Regions from separate parts of the Homo sapiens genome. Here region 1 is linked to region 2. A link is a loop called in an ENCODE intact Hi-C map of the cell type or tissue named here. Cell type or tissue: CD14-positive monocyte. All regions are shown on one strand. Region 1 overlaps TOP1 (DNA topoisomerase I). Region 2 overlaps TOP1 (DNA topoisomerase I).

Region 1 (5,000 bases), 61 kb before region 2:
AAATATGTACTTACTAATATTAAAATGTTTTAAAATGACTTATCATGGAAAAAAATGAATTCTTATGTGGTTTCTTAGACTCCGTGGCACACAGCCCCCAGGCATTATGAATACAAGTTTGAAATCCCATACTGATTCTCTCTTGGAAACATTACCCCTATTCTATTCATTTATTAAGTCTGCTTTTTCTGAGCTAGTTCAGGAAGTAAACTTTACTGCTGCCTCTGTCCACATTATCCAAATTGAGAATAATGAGATTTTAAAAAATCACCTAGGCAAATATAGTATATGTGGTTTCAAGAGTAGAAAGTACCTAAAATAAATGAGCAAGAATTAACAGCGAGAGGGACATCAGATTAACATTTCTCTTTGCAACAGCAGACACGGGGCAGTCCTGCAGCGACAAACTTTCCTGTGCGCAACTGGAGTTGAGGTTTTCTGTTTGGCCTAATCTGATAACCCCCACCTACCTGCCATCACATGAGAGCCAATAGCAAAGATATACAAGTACTCTTGTTGGACAGAAACCCTACATAATATAGTAAATGAAGACAAAAAATACGCAAGTTTAAATACAACAAAATCCATACAACTCAAATTTTACATCAGGAAATGTTTTGCAAAATGATAATTTATTACTTAGTACTTGATTGTTTTGCAAGGTACTAGGATATTAACACATGGGCTACAGTACCTTTCTCCAGTCTTTAAAGAAATTTTTCCTAAATATTTCCTTGGTAGTATATTCATGGTCGAGCATTTTTGCAAAGAACGTAGCTACTTCCTCTGCTTTGGGGCTCAGCTTCATGACTTTACCTAGAGAAAAAAGTGGTTCCAAAAAGTGAGGTATAGTATTCATGTTCTAAGCATAAATACCCAGGGCTAGCGAATTCTCTTTAATAATGGTTTGCCTTCTCATGGTATATAAAGGTCTGGTGACACATAGTAGCAACAACAACAAAGACAACATACTGATTTATATCTACTTGTACAAATTCTCCTTCTCTTTAGCATATATTTACCTGGGTCATTCTCTGGAGACTATGCCAGTTAATTGTTCCCAGGTGCCTGCTCAGGACAGGGATGACCTGGGGGAGGCCCAGTCACTCTTCCTTTTCCTTTCAGCAAGCAGGGTCCTTTACACCTCTTCAATGGTTTTTAAAAATCAAATCCTCAGAGGGACTCCTGCCACTGCTAAGCTAAGCAGCCTCTGTTCAAGAAGGGGAGGAAGGGATAGGGCAGGGAGTGGAAGAAAGGAATTGTGGGGAAAAGAAATAGGCATCTTTCTTCTTCAAAGTTAGGTGGGTGGAATATGAATAAAAAAATATATATCCATACTAGGCAAGCCCAGATTTCCCATATGAAAAGCCTAATAAGACCTTCTTCTAGAACTTTGCTATTCAACAAGTGGTTCACAGACCAGCAGCATTGGCATCATGTGGGAGTTTAGAAATGCAGAATCCCAGGCCCCCTCCTAGACCTACTGAATCCTATACAGAAATTGCATTTTTAACAAGACTTGGATGCACACTAGAGTTTGCGACACACTGCTCTGGAACATGGGTACCATGATGCTGCCTCTTTCAGGGAACCAGGATGCATCCACAGCACAAGGGATGACTGGGGTTCCTGGTGTATCCAATTGTTTATGTAAAAGCTGTCTAAAGGGGCTGGGAGCAGTGGCTCATGCCTGTAATCCCAGCACTTTGGGAGGCTGAGGCAGGCAGATCACTTGAGGTCAGGAGTTCCAGATCAGCCTGGCCAACATGGCGAAAACCCATCTCTACTAAAAATATAAAAAATTAGCCGGGCGTGGTGGTGGGAGCCTGTAACTCCAGCTACTCAGGAGGCTGAGGCATGAGAATCGCTTGAACCCAGGAGGCAGGGGTTGCAGTGAGCCAAGATCACGCCACTGCACTTCAGCCTGGGCAACAGACTGAGACTGTCTCAAATAAACAAAAAGCTGTCTAAAGGGACTCAGATGTTTTCACAATGAAAGCTGCTAACTGGTAAAGAAAATCTGAATAGGGCCTATGGGTTTTATATACCTGATTTAGTTAATAAAGCAATGAAAGAAAAGTACTTGGGAATTTAATCCACTTTTCAAACAAATGCTTTTGACAGTACTCTTAGTGCCAATTTCCATTCTTTCTTAAAAATCCAACTTTACAACATCACCTCGAACCAATCCATGCTATACTAAGAGCATTTGGCTATACTTAAAATGAGGTTAACTATAATTCCACCACCTTACTATTACACAGGTATTAATAATTCACCAAGGCTGCCCACATTCTTTATAGAAAACTAAAATTTAACCAGAAATCCATTTATTTCAAAACTCAGAAGACATCTTATCTCATAATGATATGCAATCTGACTTTGCAGGGGTGTAGAGAACTGTAGCACAATATTGAAACAGTTATAATAGAAAGAACCCACTTTGGACGCCATTAACTTAAAAGGCCAACAGGTGGCGCAGCTGCCCCCATCAACCCCCAAGCTTCTGCTTTGGAAGAAAGACACTTCGGGGAAGATAGGCTGTGTATTAAAAGATTCCCTGAACTTCTTTAGAAAACTGTAACATGTTTCCAATATAAAGGAAAACATTAAGTCATTAGGAATAAAATAAATGAAATAAAATGGCAAGAAAAAAATGTAAACTGTTAACACCATTTAAAAAAAAATGTGGCTGAGCATGGTGGTTCACATCTGTAATCCCAGCACTTTAGGAGGCGGTGCAAGGATCACTTCAGGTCAGGAGTTCCAGACCAGCTTGACCAACATGGTAAAACCCTGTCTCTATTAAAAATACAAAACTTAGGTGTGGTGGCACGTGCCTGTTAATTTCAGCTACTTGGGAGGCTGAGGCATGAGAATCGTTTGAACCTTGGAGGTGGAGGCTGCAGTGAGCCAAGATTGTGCCACTGCACTCCAGCCTGGGTGACAGAGTGTGACTCTGTCTCAAATAAATAAATATAAAAATAAATTTAAAAAAAATGAGATTTTGGGCTGTTTTACTGAATTCTGTCCTAATAGAGGGAGAAGCAACTGTGACTCCTCCTATTTTAGATGAGCTGTCAAAAGATGAAATGATGGCTCCCTGCATCAGAGTAGTGGGAGGATGACTGGAAGGTTCCTGGCAATGTTAACACTTTGTGGAAAAGGCTGAGCTCCAGGAAAAGGAAACTGCTGAATCAAAGCTGTAAACTGAAGGTCCTCAGAGAAGGCAGTAATTCACTGCTTCAGCTAGCCCATGCCCCACCTCCCTGGCAAGTTCTAAAGGAGTCTAAGAATTCTCCTCCCCAGAGAGTAGGCAGCACTTACTGTATCAGTTTGAAGTAAAGTCAAATATGACTTCTTGACTTACTGCAGAGTAAGAGTTCACACAATCAAAGAGAAGAAATCCCAGCAGAGGACCAGCTGAGAAAATGCTGGAGCCCTAAAGCAGGATCCTGTAAAGGAGGACTGGGCAAGAATGGGAGGAAAGGACTATGGCAACCTGTGAACTAGACCAGGCCTCTGCTTCCTATCTTGAAAAGGAAGAGAAACCACAGGACTAGGGAATCTAGCTTTCCCTCCCATCACTTTGAACCTCAAAGTGAGGCTTTACCAGCTGAGCATCCTAAAGCTCTTGGTAAGTCCAGACCAGGCCTACGGAATACCTACGCTTTGAGATGGTGCTCTTCAAGGTTCTAGGCCCTTTCTCTTAATTAGGAGTTTTGGCTTTGAGTTATAGTTAAGAGTCTCCAGGAATGACCAGCGTGAGGGCTGAAAGAACTGTCTTAGGCTCTCTGGTCAACAGGTCAAAATGTTTACATAACATAAGCATTTGCCTCTGAGATTATGGAGTCCTGTTAGGCTGCAAACTCCCCAAGATCAGGGTCTAAGTCAGTAGTACTATCCACTGCTGGGTCTTGGTGTCTGACCACAAATACATTCAATAAATATGTTTTATTTATTTATTTATTATTTTATTTTTTGAGACAGGGTCTCACTCTGTCACACAGGCTGGAGGGGAGTGGCACGATCTAGGCTCACTGCAATCTCTGCCTCCTGGACTCAAGCAATCCTCCCACCTTAGCCTCCCGAGTAGCTGGGACTACAGGCGTGCACCACCACACTTGGCTAATAAATATGGCATTTTAAAAAACAAATTTCAGCTTGCCAAGTTTGGCACTTTCTTCAGTTGCAGACCCAGCCCTTTAGTGTAAACTACTACCTAGGCCTACAAGCATTGGTGGACCTAAGGCCACTACTGGTGGGAAGAGAGATGCACCAGAATGCCTGAGTGTTCACCACTGATGCTTTTCAGCAGTTATCCTGCCCAGTGTTTCTCAAAGTTTGGTCAGCAGACCACTTGGTTCAGAAGTACTCAATCCCACCCCAGAACTTTTTCTTTTCAGTGCGGGCGGTGGGATGGGTGAGAAGAAAACAGTGGGGGGCTGAGGGTGGGAAAAATGGTGGAGAAATGGGGTGGTGAAATAACAGTGGCCAAAAGACGGTGGTAAGACAAGTGGAGGTGGAAGAGGAATGCTGGGGAAAGGAGAAGGGGGACTGTCAGGAAAGGGGACAGAAGAGGGAAGGATGGTTGGGAAAGGGGAAAGAAGAAGAGGGACGGTGGGGAAAGGGAAAAGAAGCCCACCCCACAACTGTTAAATGGGCTCAGATCCACTTTGGTGAGTCATAAGCACATAAGGGTATGAGGAACAATGCTCTAACCATTTCTGGATAAAACTCATGGAATGAAGAAAATCAGTTATTACCATCTACATACTGCTACACTGCCAACAGGAGGCATGTCAAAGGCTACCCTCAAATCCTTCAAACCCAAGGATACAAATACCAACGACAGATAAGGGACAATTCTGAGGGTTCTAAGAGACCCAGGCAGGGCATTTCTTTAAAGCAGCTCATCAGACTTGATTGCACATATATCAAAGGCATAGTGTTATGCTACACAGAATAGGTGACAGATGCCTACCAGCCCTATCTAGAGA
Region 2 (5,000 bases):
CAAGTTGGTCACTTTAAGCAACTATTTGAATAAATGAAAAACTGAAGTAATTCTCAGGTGCTTTGAGAGTTCTCTGTTTAATTTAAAAACGTTTTGGGGGAGAAGTAAAATAGTGGCCTTTGAAAAAATATGCTGACACAAGACATATTGAATTTTGTGGTTTTAAAAAATTAACAAATAATGAACTTGGCATTTTATTAAATGCATCGAAAAGGGTCAAGTTATTTTTAATAGAAAATCCATAATTCTATTAAATGGTTGAGAAATTAGTCACATCAATAGACTTCTTTCATTTCTGAGCCCATCTTCTGTACTGCTACAAGTTCCTTTGGCAATGACCACTTTGCTGTAAACATTCTTAGAAAAGTAGGAATTAGGCTTGGCGCGGTGGCTCATGCATGTAATCCCAGCACTTTGGGAGGCCGAGGCTGGTGGATCACGAGGTCAGGAGATCGAGACCATCCTGGCTAACACGGTGAAACCCTGTATCTACTAAAAATACAAAAAATTAGCCAGGCGTGGTGGCGGGCGCCTGTAGTCCCAGCAACTTAGGAGGCTAAGGCAGGAGAATGGCGTGAACCTGGGAGGCGGAGCTTGCAGTGAGCCGAGATTGCGCCACTGCACTCCAGCCTGGGTAACAGAGTGAGACTCCATCTCAAAAAAAAAAAAAAAAGAAAAGTAGGAACTAGATATACAATTGGATCCTTCTCAGCCCAAACCTAGATATGAAGACACCTTTTACTTTACAGTGACCGCTTTGTAACTGGAAGACATCAGTGTAGGCTCTGCTGATTCAATTAGGTAAAGACTCAACAACACTAGTTACATGTTACAATTCACTGTGTAAATGTCAAGAAGATTTAAAACTTTAACAGGGAATACCAATGAAAGACAGACTCCCCAACATCAATCACTATTTCAAACCTAACATTCAAAATAAAGATCCAGTTGAGAATAGAGGCTGTCTCATCAAAGTTTACATTTTACAATGAGGACAGAGAGGCACCTTCATATACTTATCTAATTCTCAACAGTTTGTGAAACATAAATATTATCCTTGCTTATGGATAAGAAAACAAGGTTCAGTGGTCAGATCATGTTTCATAGGAAGAACAGGGACTTATCTCGATTTTTCGGAATCCTACACCAATTTTCTATTTTACCACAGCTGTCTCCTCACACCCCCACTCTTCCCCTAGACCTAACATTCCACATACAAAGGGTCCAAGCTATCTCTAACAGCAGATAATCAAGGGCAGGTTCTGACATCTGTACTAGAAGCTTACCAATTACAGCCTGAGTGGGGTTTCCAGAATCTGGACCAAGGCAGCATGTTATCAAAAAGGGGACATGAAAAGGCATAAAGGGTAAAAAGAAAAAAACGTTTCCTTTCCTGGTCTCTGGTTCTCCCCATAAGCCTATGCAATCTATATTATCTTTATTCAATTCAGATTTAATGCACATAAAAATGTGGTGCCTAATAAGTTTTCAAAATTAGTTCCCTTCATCCCACTTCTGCTGCTTGGCAAGAGCTCACATAGTCAACTACAAGGAAACAAAGGGGCTACCTTACTGGAGTCAGGTTAAGTAAAAGGTCTTAGCCAATGAGATCCACAAATGACAATGATCCTGAAGCCTCCTAGATTAGTCTCCTGCACAATCAGTAATATACCTACAAAGCTTTATAAATCTGGGCATTCATACATATATGATAGCAAGATTAACATTTGGACTTCTACTAAGGGGAAAAAGGGTGTATTATTCTGGTGGAGGACTAACCTTCAACAAAGAACTTTTTTTCTATAAACTCCAATAGCCAAGAAAAGTCCTAGGCATCTATCTTTGCTAGCGTGTGCTAAGAAAAACAATATAAAGAATAATGGGACCACAAGCTGGCTGGGTCGGTTTCGTTCTTAAAATATAGGAAAACGTCAGAATACCCAGGGATCTGTTAAATTCTTTTCCCAACATCATCATTTACAACAACAAATACAGGAGATCTGAAGTCCCTAAAAATACTGATTGCTTTAACATCTTTTGTTGGAGCTTACCTAGGTGTTTCTTAGGAATGCTAATGAACTGTGTTCTTTAGGCTCCTTGAATCCACAGAAACAAAAATGTTAATTTCAAAGGCTCAGAGGGGAATTAATTGCCTGGTAGAGATGCCTCCCCACCCCAAATCTGATGGGAAGGGTAGAAGGGAGATGGTAAATTAAAACATTTATTACACATTTCAGAAAAATTTAGCAGACAGGTAAGTGAGTGAAACTAGAAGCTTAAGACAACAAATGAAAAATGAATACCTACCAAAAAGAAATTAAGGGTCAGGCACAGTGGCTCATGCCCAGCACTTTGAGAGGCTGAGGTGGGCAGGCTGCTTGAGCCCAGGGGTTCAAGACCAGCCTGGGCAACATGGCGAGAAACCTCGTCTCTACAAAAAATGCAAAAATTAGCCCGGCGTGGTGACATGCACCTGTAGTTCCAGCTACTTGGGAGGGTGAGGTAGGAGGATCGCTTGAGCCCAGGAGGCAGAGGTTGCAGTGAGCTGCAATCACACTACTGCGCTCCAGCCCGGGCAACAAACAGAAACCCTGTCTGCCCCCCACCCCGCCCAAAAAAAAAGTAAAGGAAAGAAGTTAAAATTAAAAGTTGCCTACCTTCCTTGGAATTTCTTTCTTACTAAACGTTAAGAGACATAAATGACACACATAAAGACAGTTAATACAAACTTCGATACAGATAGCCAAAGTTGATATTACGATCTATATACTCCAGAGATATGCATGAGATACCAGTAACATCACTTCTCTCCCAGTGTGAAAAATATCTAGGATCTTTCCTATACACACAGAAAATGTTCAACAATATCTATTTACTATTAAATCATTTCAGCAAACTATCAGCCATTTCTCATAACGCCACCAAAATACCATCAATATCTAACAGACATTCCTCTACAAGCTTCCCCGCAACCCCCAATCAAACTTTGTCCACCCTGCCCTCATTTACATCCCTCTCCACCCTTCCCAGGCCCTATGCTATCAACACAGCACATACTGTCCACATCTAGATAGGCAGGTGGCAGGGAGGGTGGGGGTTGGCAAAATGCTAATTATTCCAACCCTGGCCTCTATTTTAGATTTTCTACTGCAGCTATTGGCCTGGAGCCATGGGGATGGAAAGCTGCTGCTCAAACTTGAGATGTATGAGGCATGGAAATAGGGAGAAAAGACAGTTCCAAATATTACTACTCGAAGTTTAAACACAATCTGAAAGCTTCCTTTAAACACAATACCCATTCGCCTCTTAAGGACTAGTTTGGAAGTCTCTAAACTTTTTACCTTAAGAAATCCATGTGTCAACTGTTTGCCTAAATGCCCTTATTATCCAAAGTTAATGGTTTCAAAATAATTAAGGGATAGTCAGATAATCTAAACCATACAACACAGAAAATTCACTCAACTGACTCTCACCTCCACATCCAATATATTTTACTATTCTTTCAATAGGGTTTTTTTTTTTAAACCTCCAGGTCCAATGTCAAAATACTCATTTCAAACATTTCCACAGCTTCATTCAAACTAATTACATTTGAATTCATTTTCCCAAGCAAACACAGTTTACTGGAGTTCGACACAGTTTCACATGGGAAAGATGCAATCCCTCACAAAACACACTTCTGAGGAAACGACTTTGGATTTGAAGAATATCAGTTTTACTTTGCACTAAAAAGATGGCAAAAGGCAAAAGTTGATAATGATGTGTCATATAAATATGCATTCATGTCCAACTAATATGAAATAACATGGTTTTAGTATAATCTGAAACTTCTAAAATGATATGTATTCAGAAAGCACAACAGAATCATTTTCCATACCATTAGCAGCAGGGACAACTGTTACTATATAATTAATATACAACAAAGCTGTATATTAGAAGGCAAACATTTTTTTGCACCTCCCCACCCCACACATGCACTGAAAACAAGCAAAACAAAAAAACCTCACAGCCCAATTTTGGAATATAAACTTTAAGACATGTTATTTAATAATCTGAACAAACTAATGAATGTCTTTCCAACTCTCTCAATTCCCCATCTTTATGCTGACAGCAAGGGGAAAAAGTCAGACTCAATTCCTTTTTTTTTTTTTTTTTTTTGCTGCTATTGGTTAAAATGAGATTTGGGGACTGACCTTGGTTTCCTATTTTCCATTTTACTCTATCTACTGAACCAAAGAAAAGCAGGAGTTGGTGACCGTTACTGCTAGCTATATTATTTAGTTTGCACCTTTCAAGCCACAACGTATTTCTGATTCTTTTAGTGATGCCTGGATTTTCTTGTTTTTACTAGAAACATCCAATCCGAGCCTAAAATTTGTTTGTGAGATCTGATATGCTGGTAAACTAAAAAAACACATATTGACAAGCAACTTTCTTTTATGTCAAAGCATAGTATAAAAATCCTAGCGGCTCACTAATTCTAAAAAGGTGCCTCAAGGAGTCCAGTTGCAATGTAAGGGAAGAAAACCACCCTGGAGCATAATGCTTAAGTATTTCCTGATTGAGTCTGAGGATGCTGCAGATTTCATTTGGCGGTACCATCACTTTTCAGTTTTAAAAATGTAGTGGCAATTTTCAGATAGCCACATCATCAGCTATCTGAAATTCCCCCACCGCAATCAGCTATGCTACCGCCCATCCCAACCCATACCCAACAGACAGAAGTACAACTATCTATTAGCATCAGAAACAATTCATATTTAATTACCTTCATCCAATTTGATTCCATTAAGCCAACCAGAATCAGCACAAGATGATGTCAAACCATGATCCTATATATCACTTCTTAGACTAAAGACTGATGGAGCCAAGTATTGTGCTTTGCTAAGGGGGTCAAATGGGGGAGAACTCCCTATCTCCATAGCAGACAGGCAAAAACTTCAAGACCTCTGAAACAGCAGAAGAATCGCTAACACTTTAACCTGGTATTACCATTATCA

The links. Hi-C counts contacts between places; a loop is a spot of excess contacts. Peaks named below come from ENCODE experiments on the same cell type or tissue, not always from the same donor. Only the 100,000 strongest peaks of a DNase experiment are listed, where the experiment ranks them.
Region 1: it touches region 2 in a loop (2.0-fold over the local background); 15 of 110 quality-filtered maps call a loop at or near these places.

Annotation. Positions count from the first base shown.
Region 1 is chr20:41,093,036-41,098,035 of GRCh38, reverse strand. TOP1 (DNA topoisomerase I) reads right to left here. Exons shown (of 21, transcript NM_003286.4): 10 at 695-816. PLCG1-AS1 (PLCG1 antisense RNA 1) reads left to right here. Exons shown (of 7, transcript NR_109889.1): 7 at 1-42. Among named protein-coding and RNA genes, the nearest start is that of PLCG1, 42 kb to the left of the region's middle. In CD14-positive monocyte, CTCF peaks have their summits at 2,280 and 2,479 (motif pointing right); a DNase peak (open chromatin) is centred at 2,475; H3K27ac peaks cover 1,421 bases.
Region 2 is chr20:41,032,506-41,037,505 of GRCh38, reverse strand. The region is part of intron 2 of TOP1 (DNA topoisomerase I); the gene reads right to left. Among named protein-coding and RNA genes, the nearest start is that of TOP1, 6.2 kb to the right of the region's middle. In CD14-positive monocyte, no CTCF peak of the experiment used is centred here; no DNase peak of the experiment used is centred here; H3K4me3 peaks cover 114 bases; H3K27ac peaks cover 682 bases.